Regions from separate parts of the Homo sapiens genome. Here region 2 is linked to region 1. Evidence: chromatin loops called from intact Hi-C (ENCODE). Cell type or tissue: K562. All regions are shown on one strand. Links, peaks and the distances in the headings refer to the core of each region. The heading gives the core; the rest is flanking DNA.

Region 1 (5,384 bases), core at 284-5,283:
TGCTGACTGTGGGGTAGGACAAATTATATGTGAAGATTCTAACATCTCAGACATCTTATTTTCTAAAAACAGAAAACGGACACTGCTAACCTAGCTCATTTTTCTTACAAAACAAAAGCAAGAACTAAGAAGATCTCTCATAGTAAATAAAACATGCCTGGATAAAATAAATAATAAGCCTTCTGGATTTATTAGTCAAACTCCTAAAAACATGGCTGATGTTTAAGACCTTCCATAATTGGGCAGAAAAAGTACACTTTCTTCTCCTCACACACACTCTCCCCACAAGTCATACTAAGTAGCTTCGCTCTTTTCCAAGAGAAAACTCATTTATAATTAATTAATCACACAGAGATTAATAAGATAATGGTTTTCTCCTAATTATAACTCCTTTGGCTAACATTTCTGTATTTTTTTCTCTATCCTCTTTACTTTCTTCCTTCCATTTCAGCTGAACATCCTCCCCATACTTTTGTGCTGCTTCTACCTTGGGACCCAGGCTAACAAGTGACTGGTAGTCTCCATGTCTCTGCGGGCTGGGTTAATCCAATTATACAATTAGCAGCCTGACCTTGAAAACCAAACAATACCTTTGCCCTTGTTTGCCACACCCCACCATCAGATGGGAGTAACTGACAAGGTGGTCAGCCCCATGTCAGTTTATTTTGAAAAGAGTAGACTCCCAACAATTTCTATTCCTGGAAGTCCAATGAACAGTCCTTGTTGTTCTCCCATTTTCCTTTGGCAACTTCTGCCTATCTGTGGAATTTATTAATAGCTACATATTTTCCTGTATTTCCTGGTGCTTTTTTTTCTGGAATCAGACTGAGATAGGGTGCCTGTAAACCTGTGTACCAAAGGGATTTTTGAATTGGTTCCTAAAAGAAAAAGTCATGGTTAACAAGTTTCTTTCTTGGCTATAGAAAGAGAGGTGGGGGTAAAGGGAGCAGTAGGACAAAGGAAGAAGAGTGAGCTGGGGAAACGATCCCAGAGGGCAAAGTGCAACAAAGTGGAGAAGAGAAATGATTTCAAAATAGTCAAACAGTATTCTCTGGGGACCAAAATGAAAGATGAAGAGAACCGGTGAGAAAAATAAAGGAATTAGTTTTTTATGCAAAGAATCTAAGAGAAGATTTTTTTTTTCCTTTCTCGAGCTAGTTCTAAGCAAAGAAAGGAAGTTTGTAAACTTTCAAGAAAGCTGGGTGAAGGTTTTATTATTATTCATATATGCAACTCTTTTTAACTGTAATAATTTTACCATAAATTGGTAACAGATTTTTTTCTCCTCTCATGCTATGTTCCCACTCCCCATTCCCCCACCCATCGCTACCTCCAAGGCAAGATTATATCAACAATTACTATTTCTGTGTTTTTTTCCATTCTAGTTACATCATGTCCACTAAAAGTAAACATTTATAACATAGCAAATTGTGTAACACAATACACTTCTCTATTTTGCTGGTCCTCAAAACTTCAAAAGTAATAAAACATTCTACACTTCCAAAAATTAAATGCCTTGGTATTTCAAGTTCTTAGTAGAATGTTTCTTAGGCCTTGAATTCCTGGAAACCTGTGAGGATAGCTCAAAAGAGACAAAATACCACAAAAGCACAACAAATAATGGCTGCAAAATGATTACAAGAACTTATTTCATTTCATAAGATTTAGCTCTGAACAGTCCCAGCCTCAAGTTTCCATACTTCTGTTTCTTATAATAAAATAATATAATAAGACTATATGCTTGAGGTTAAACTGTGTATACCCAGGATCTTAATGAAGCATTCAGATATAAACCAATATAAAATGGTATCAGATTAAAATCTACCAAATCTAAAATTAAATCTAAATTTTCACGTAAATCAAGCTAATAACAAAGCAATTTGCCTTACCAATTGAATAACACCAAACATAAAACCTTCCACTGCATTTAAAACATGAAAACAATTTTGTTTTATTCAAAGCTGTGGTGAACTATAAAGAACCACAAATATTTTAATTAAAAGAATTAAAAGTCATAATTATATTAATAACCATTAATATAAGTCATGGTTACATTAATATTAATATCAGTTAATATTAATATTAATTTAAAAGTCATGGTTATATTAATAACCATTAATAAAATAAGTTATATTTCTTAGTATACCATCAGAAACATTTAGTTATTGACTCAGAGATTTGTGTTTATTTTCTTAAATATTGTGGAGTTTCTACACAAGCCCCCAAATTATCTTTGTTTGATAAACAACATAGTAAGAATAGCAATGGGGAAAACTCTCATGCTCATTGTTAAACATGTGTTCTGGCAGATCTTTGGAATAGATTCTAAACTCTAATCTCAAAACATCTGCATTACTTCCCCACAGGGTAGAGACTGGTTTTAATTCTATATATGGTAACATACCTTTTGGAGCAAATCCAACCATGATAACAGCAGCAATGAGGATTAACTGACATTTCCTTAACGGATAGACTTCATTTCTTAGAAGAAACAAATGTGGGGTGTGAATACACATGACTAAACTCTAATGATAGGAGGAATATACCAAAATATCTGACACAGGGTCCTGTGCCCTCTTCTTCCAATGTATGCTGAGTCCAACCACCCTTTTCTATCTGCACCACTGCCACCCTTGTCCAAGCCATTGTCCCTCACATGGACAGCTACCATAGCCTCTTCAACAGCCTCTCTGATTCCTCCTGGATCCTCTACAATCAATTTTCCTACTCCAAAGCCAGAGGAATTTTTTTAAACTATCTACCAGATGATGACACTCCCCTGCACTTTTTTTTCCCTACCCTTCCTCCTCCTAACAATTCTTTTCCTACAGAAATGGAGAGGCTGAGCAAACAATGTCCTATTGCTATTGTCTCCTTCTTAAGCTCTAATGAGAACCAGGCTAAGAAAAGTTATCTCAAAAATTAGCACATTTTAAGCAGTGATATACTGCTACTCTCAAAATTTGGAACAGAAAAACGACAAGTTATTAAAACCTCATTTCTCCAGAAGCCACATGTCTGATGAGCCCAATTTTCCAGAGCACTGCTGAGAAGAACTAGAGATGGGAGAGATGAAACAGGAGGCTTGTGGGTATCACAAAGTCCATACATTAAACTTCCTTTGTATTTTAGATGAATCTAATAAACTTGGCCATCTATTTTTCTACAGATAACCAGGGACAGTATGTTTTGGGAGATTGGAGACTCTTGGGGCAGCCACATAGGCAGCACTAGAAAATGAACACATAACCTACCAGAGAGAGAAGACAGTAAAACCAAGAAAAACAGGCATGAGAATTCAAAAAATACAATATATGGTCTTCGGCATAATGAAAACTCTACCTGGAGTAGACTCTAAGTGTACTACTATATAACAGCACAATGTTTCCCAAATGATCTTGAGATAATACGAAAATCTTCTAATGCTTTATTAAGAAGATGGGGAAATATACGTATGTTTTAGTAAATTTTCCAACAAAAGTGGTTGGATAGTTTTAAGTGATGGTGCTTAAAAGGTTACAATTCATTCATCCCTTAAATGAAAATTTCACTCAGCCATGACAATGGTAATCAAGTGAACAAATAGACTGGCAAATAAATTAACTGATTTTCTGTTAAACTGAATCATTTCTGTCAGTGGCGGGTTCAGCCTCAAGACAGTGCTCAAGACTTCCCACCTGTAGGTGTGCCAGGAGAATGAGAGATACCTTCCAGTGTGGATGAAGGCTAGGAGGTTGTGTGTCCTGCACTGCCTGGAAGTTCCCTGATACCTGATGTGCCAAGAAGTTAAGGTTTTGTGCCTACATGGCATGTTCTTGTAAGCTCTTATCACTGGACCCATTTCCTCTTTGGATTGTTCCTCCTTCTTCTACTCCTATACAGAAAGGCTTCCTACTGCTTAGAAGGACTTTGCCTTTCTTCATTCAAAAAATATTTATTGAGCATCTACTACACAGCAGGCCCAGTTCTGGATGCTGAGGATGCAGCAGTGAACAAGGAAGGCCCTGGAATAAAACAGCTTAAACCAGCTCCGCTCTAGACCTTAGAGATCCAGGCTCTGTCTTATCTCCTCTCTCTTTGTGGCAGGTCCCTGTGTGGCTTACAAGTGGTCTGGTCCAGTTCACCAGGGCCAGAGTAATGGGCCTAAGTCTTACAACAAAATTTTATTCCTTTTAGTGAGGGTGCTTTCCTAAAAATGGACATATTCACTGGATCATGGCTTAACTAATCTTAATATCGCTGAACTTATGGTGAGTCATTCCCAACATTCACTAACAAGTATTTATTGAACATTTATTATTTGCACTGTAACACACATTTCAGATATATTGGTGAACAAAAAAGAGAAAGATGCCTGACCTGTGCCACTCACTTGGAGGATGAAGGGGCAAATACTCAGTAAGTAATGAACATAAATAAATTTTTTAGTGTTTTAGATAATTATTAGTGCTTTTTTAAAAAGTGCAACAAAGTAAGGGGAATCAAGGATGCCAGGGCTGATTGTAGGCTGATTAAAATTTTAAACCATGCTCAATAAACAAGTATACATTTATGACTTGATATCTTTATCTTTTCTGCTTTCTTTAGAATTGTTCTAAAGATGGATTTAGTTGGGCTTAGAACATGGCCCACACCCACCTAACAGTTCATCTGCCTAAAAAGCAGCAAATTTTCCAAAAATATCCAATCTGTACCTTAATCTTTAAAATAATCATATGCTACTTTTTCTTTTATTGAAACAAAGTTATTTACTTTCTATCAAAATATTACCATCAGAAAGTAAGTTACCTGGGGCAGAGAGGGGCTCTGCGGAGCAAACTAACAGATCAATAAGCATCACTCAACCTGAAGAAACTACAGTATGTGGCTACAGTGCACTGGCCATGAGCTAATGCACTTAGGCTCCTAAATCGGCTGACTGGGATTCCAATGAATTACACCTAAAGGAGGTACGCCTGTGGGGCAGACAAACACCAGATGTTCTGCTCTGAAATGCCTGTCTTATTTGTAAGTTTGTGTATTCATATGTTGGGAGCCCTAGGTTTTGTGATGCTGTTAAACAACCAACACCTGGAACCTGAAGACTAAGCCTGGCTGAGGTGAAAATCATAGGGTAGTTAGTTCCACTGTCATGTAGGGCATATGACAAAGCTAGAACAGAGATTTAAAAAATTTTCCAAATTAGAAGGTGATATAAACCTATGCAGAGGAGATGCAGGACTCTGCTGACATGTGGCCTTCTAAGCCCACCACTCCTTTGTGAGGGATAAGGCAATATTTGGGAACTGTATCTGATATGGTTTGGCTGTGTCCCCACCCAAATATCATCTTGAATTGTAGCTCCCATAATACCCACATGTCATGGGAGGGACCTGGTGGGAGGT
Region 2 (5,384 bases), core at 305-5,304, 51 kb after region 1:
GGACTCAGAGTTGTAAAATAAGGACCCCTGGTGTCAGAGAGCTGATGCACATGATCTATGAATATATTATGTAACTTTCTGCTTCTCTTTCACTCTGCCTTGCAGGCATCCAGCAATATCATCTATTCTCCACTTTGCTAAATCTTACCTTTGGCAGAGCCTTCATGAACAAGATTGGTACCCATATAAAAGAAGCCCGAGAGAGCTATCTTGACCCTCCTACCATGTGAAGACACAACAAGGTACCGTCTATGAACCAGGAAATGGGCCCTCACCAGACACCTAATCTGCTGGTGCCTTGATCTTGGACTTCCCAGCTTCTAGAACTGTGGGAATTAAATTTCTATTGTTTATAAGCTACCCAGTTTACACTACTTTGTTCTATCAGCCCAAAAAGCACACCCTGTTTCAAGATTCTGCATTCATTTACTCATTCATACATTCAACCATATTTTGTTGGGCACCAATGATGCCAGGCACTACTCTAGGTGCTCAGGATACAATAATTAATAAGGCAGACAATGCCCTGGCTTCATGGAGATAAATGTGTTGATGAACAGGAAGTAGATAGAGTGGTCAGAGAAGGCTGGTGGAGAGCACAGTTGACCAGAGATCTGATGGAAGTGAGAAAGCAAACTATGGGAATATCTGGAAAAAGAGCATTCCAGGCAGAGGAATGAGCAAGTGGCAAAGATCCTCAAATGCCTATACTTCCATGGAAGAAGGCCAGTGAGTGAGGAAAAGAGAGGTAGCAAAGGGGATCAGAGAGGATACAGGGATCCAGATCTCAAAGGGACTTGTAGGTAATGGCCACCACTTTGGACTTCATGTTTTCGGAGTGACGGAAAGTCCCTACAGCCTTTCCCAGCCCCTAGCTAAGCCTCTATTGATTACTTCTCCTTCTTGTGCTCTTATCACCTGTACTTTTATTTACCAGTTAGTCTATATTCCATGGATTTCTATTCATCTCTTGTGTATCAATTCTATGTCCTCAACTATGTCTCAACGGCAAGAATCAGTCATATTCTCTTCTGTATTCCCAGGGCCTGGCACCTAACAGATGCTCAATAAATCTTTCCAGAAGGTGATAATGATGATGTAATCTCTTAGAATCTTTTCTAGCTGTTAAGATCCATGATGCCTTTGAACTCTCTCAACAAACTAGTTTGCACAATGACTCAGAGGACTGACATCTTTCTAGATATTTTGAGATTATATTCATGCCACTTTTAGAGTCTCCATCCATCAAATGACTAGAATGAATTACATCAGAGTTTTGTCTAAATGAAGGCTGTGCCACTTGGAATGGGATTCCCTTACATGGAACTACCTACTAATATTTGCACTTTAAGCCACCTGAACCTCAGGAGAGTAATAAATTGCTATTAAATAAATGCTATTCTGATGTGATCTCATCACTAGCCATTAATGATGGCCTCAAATCCTTTGTTTCTTCTCCCAATGAAAAGTGAAGGATAATGCTACTCCCCTCCCTGACCCCCTCCTGACCCCAAGTCTGGGTTGAATTTAGTGACTTACTTGACCAATAAGCAGGAGAACTGGTGTTCTGGGACTTATGAGTCTACATCCTGAGAAACCTTCAGCCTTGAAGCTTCCATCCTCACATTTTGGGAAACCCAGCTCCCATGCTGAAAGAAACCTAAGCCACATGGAGAGACCACATGCTGGGCCCCAGCTAAGCCCCCTGCCCAGAGCCACGCACCCCAGTCAAGGCACCAGACATCTGAGTCTGAGATCTCAAAAGTGGATCCCCTATCCCCAGATTCCTCAGCTGACACCATGTGGATCAGAGACAAACTGCCCAGCTGAGCCCTTTCTTAATTCCTAACCCACAAAATCATGACCAAGGTAAAATGGTTATTTTAAGGCACCAAGTTTTGGAGTGGTTTATTATGTAGCAGTAGATTTAAAAAAGCAAAAAACAGAAACAGAATTATATCACTACTGATCCAGAACTCACAAGAGTGCCTTCCTCCCAATCATTTATAAAATTGACAGACGGACACAGTCTGAGGTTTAACCAAGGTTCAATGACTGCTTTGCCCAGAGATTTGATCCATGACAAATGACACAGACAAATGAGATGACTTTGAATGGGTATCCTGAATCAATCATACTAATAGAATTTCAGGCCAATTAAAGTCATTTGAAATGTAACCAAAGTAAAAGCCACGGCATCCATTTGGATTGTAGAGGTCACAGAATTAGGCTATTGGCCAAATTATACATATTTTTTCACTCAAGTCACCCTGCTGGCAAGAAAATAATTTATTACACTACTTAAATACATGGATAGGACTTAAAACAGAAATGAAATGCACAATTCTATCATAAAGTTAAAAAGATCTAGCTACTAAACAATGATTGCATGCAATACTAAGAATTTCTGAAATGATTTTCAATCGGATGCTGCCAGAATAGAAAACACTCAATTGCAAATAGTCCTCTCCTTTAGAACATCCTTTATTTGTACAAACAATTTTTATTATGAAAACAAAAGCTCCCCAAAATGAGTAGGCAGTTTTACCCCCATCAGTATGAATATCACTTCTCCCAACAGCTATCACTTCAGGCCCTGTGAATAAGTGGCTTCTGATAAAACAGCACACTCATTTCATGTTGCTCCTCCTCCCTCTCCCCGACTACCTTCAAGACATATTTGGCTCTCCAAAAAAATACAGAACCATTAAGTGGACCCAGGGAGAAGAGTAAAGGTAACACACACACAAAAAAACAAATTTTGGTAGCAAATGCTTTAGAGCATCAATTTTTCATATAAACTATTATCTTGAACTATGTCTAATCATAGTCTATCACCCACATTTTTCATACTATGAATTCACACTCACCATTGGTACATTTTAAAGAATCAACAAAAGAAAATAATGACTCAAGAAAACACCCTGAAAGCTAAGGGCATGGCAATGTGAAAATGGTAAAATGCTTTTAAGAGAAAATATCATCTTCCAACTTCATATTTGCACATATTTGCTTGAAAGTACATATTTGCTTCAAAAATCATTCATTAGCAATAACAACAATAAAACCATAACAAAAGAAACCAAAATGTCAACACTTGTCTCATTGGCAGCTATACGAGTACATGTATTTTTTATAAGACAAGTCCAGAATAAGAGAAGAAAAACATATTAACTTCTGATGAGAATATTTAATGAAAAAAATAACCATTGCCTTCACACAGAAACTACTCCTTCAGCAGCAGTGAATCATTAACTCCGAATAATACATGTTTAAAAACATGTACTCATGTTCCTATACTACATCACATTTCCAAAACTGCTTAAAAAGCAAAAGTAGATGGTAATGCCGCGAAAGCAAATTTAGTGACATTCTGGTTATGTGGCTCTGACAATCAAATGAAAGTTCAACAAGAATTTAAGAAATGAAGCTGAGGATATAAATCATGTTTTTTTTCGTTTAAGTGAGAACATCAACAGCTCCATCTGTTCCAGCTCTAGGAGCCATTACTGACACATTAAATTCCAAAGAAGAGGAAGGCCTTTAGGTTAACAAGGAAAGCAAGTCTGATTAAATGTCAAACCACATGATACTAAGCTTCTTGCACCTTCTGTATCACCAAGAAAGTCAAACCCTGCTCAATGCTAATGCAAAAGCACTGCTGATGAGGGAAAGGAATGTATTTCCAATGCATCTCTTCCGATCATTAAGGTCATCTGTCTAATGTGTTCAAGGCAGACAGGAGACTGTCCCTAGAGCACAGAAAACTTATCTTTCCCATCTGAAATGGTCCTGCCTCAGGAAAAGAACTTTTACTAAAACATGACTACACAATAGGCAACCTGTAGTACACAGAAATTTAATCATAAAAGTTCCCTTCAGAATCCCAAAAAATTAATTTTAAACATTTCATTTAATTAAGTAATTTTTTCAATTTCAAAATCCTCTGTGATGATCTGGTCCATAAATGCATCTGCTCAACACATAATTATTGATGGGACAGGCACTGTCCTGGGGTCTGGGGATGCAGGATAAACCAGGCAGTTAAAGCTGCCCTACTTCTGAAAGAGCTTACAGTCTAGAGAAGGGAAATTCGCTTGTCAAGTAACAAGTCCAATCAAGTGCGGAGGATAATTCCAGATAGTGTTAAATGCTGTGCAAGAAACAAAACAGGATAATGTTGCAGAAAGTGACTTGGGAGGTGGCTAATTTGATCAGGCAGGCCTCATCAAGGAGGCCTGACACCTAAATTACCAGAGGGAGCCACTTATTAGAGCAAAACTGGGAGCAGGGCACACCAGGCACAGAGAACGGCTAGGCTGGAACAAAGGCCTCGAGGTGGGCACTGACTTGGCCGACTGGAGTGACAGAGGAGGCCTGTGCTGGGCTACAGGGAGAAGGCAGGGAATGGTAGATGTGACTGAAGAAGCCAGCAGGAGTCCCCAGGTCACGGTGTCCCTTTTGGGCCCTGGTGAGGAGCTCTGATTCTCAGTGCAATGTAAAGTCCTAGGAGGAGGTTTTAAGCAGAGGAATAACAAAGTCTGATTTCTATTTTTAAAAGATGGCTCTGATTGCCATGTGGAAAACGTTTTACGGGAAAGTACATGTGGAGGCTACTGCAGTAATCCAGGCAAGGGATGGACTCAAGTAGACAGATTTGGGGAATGTTGTAGAAGACTTGCTAATGGAATATACAGAAGGAAAGAGGGTAGGTACAGCAAAGAAGGAAACAAGGATGATGCCTAAGTTTTTGGCTAGAACAATGTGGTAAAATACAGATGGTGCCTTTTAAAATACAGTACACAGAAGGATGTTTAGAGAAGGGAAAGTGGAAATCAAGATTTGTTTCATTTAGCTCACTCATTTCAGAGATGAGTACATGATGTACCAAATATGTAAATGACTTAACCAAAGAAGTTTAACTGCCTAGTTGAAGAGCTGGAATTAGAACCTGACTTTCTACTTTCTAATCCAGTAGTCTTTTTGTTAAGAGTATTAAATTGAGATTTCCAGATTAAATAATTTCCAGTTTTGCTATTATTAATTATTCACACAAAGGCTCCAAATAGGCCAGGTGTGGTGGCTCACACCTGTAATTCCAGCACTTTGGGAGGCCAAGGCAGGCAGATCCCTTGAGCTCAGGAGTTCAAGACCAGCCTGGGTAACATGGTGGAACCCCCATCTCTACAAAAAAAAAAAAAAAAAAAAAAGAAAGGCTCCAAATAATTTGACGGTAAGTGAGCATTAAAAATCAAAAGCATGTATGAATCTACAAAGGTAATAAAATTTCACAGAACTACACACACTAAAAACAGATTGCATGTAAAACCTATTCCAATAAGGTCTGTTCTTGAATTACTAGTATTGCACCAATGTCAATTTCC

The links. Hi-C counts contacts between places; a loop is a spot of excess contacts. Peaks named below come from ENCODE experiments on the same cell type or tissue, not always from the same donor. Only the 100,000 strongest peaks of a DNase experiment are listed, where the experiment ranks them.
Region 2: it touches region 1 in a loop (4-fold over the local background); 6 of 110 quality-filtered maps call a loop at or near these places.

What each region holds. Positions count from the first base shown.
Region 1 is chr12:93,755,184-93,760,567 of GRCh38, reverse strand. The region is part of intron 2 of CRADD (CARD and death domain containing adaptor protein); the gene reads right to left. Among named protein-coding and RNA genes, the nearest start is that of CRADD-AS1, 20 kb to the right of the region's middle. In K562, for the core only: no CTCF peak of the experiment used is centred there; DNase peaks (open chromatin) are centred at 951, 2,515 and 4,078.
Region 2 is chr12:93,703,805-93,709,188 of GRCh38, reverse strand. All of the region lies in intron 2 of CRADD (CARD and death domain containing adaptor protein), which reads right to left. It overlaps CRADD-AS1 (CRADD antisense RNA 1), which reads left to right. Exons shown (of 3, transcript NR_110092.1): 3 at 106-1,398. Among named protein-coding and RNA genes, the nearest start is that of CRADD, 29 kb to the right of the region's middle. In K562, for the core only: no CTCF peak of the experiment used is centred there; a DNase peak (open chromatin) is centred at 2,618.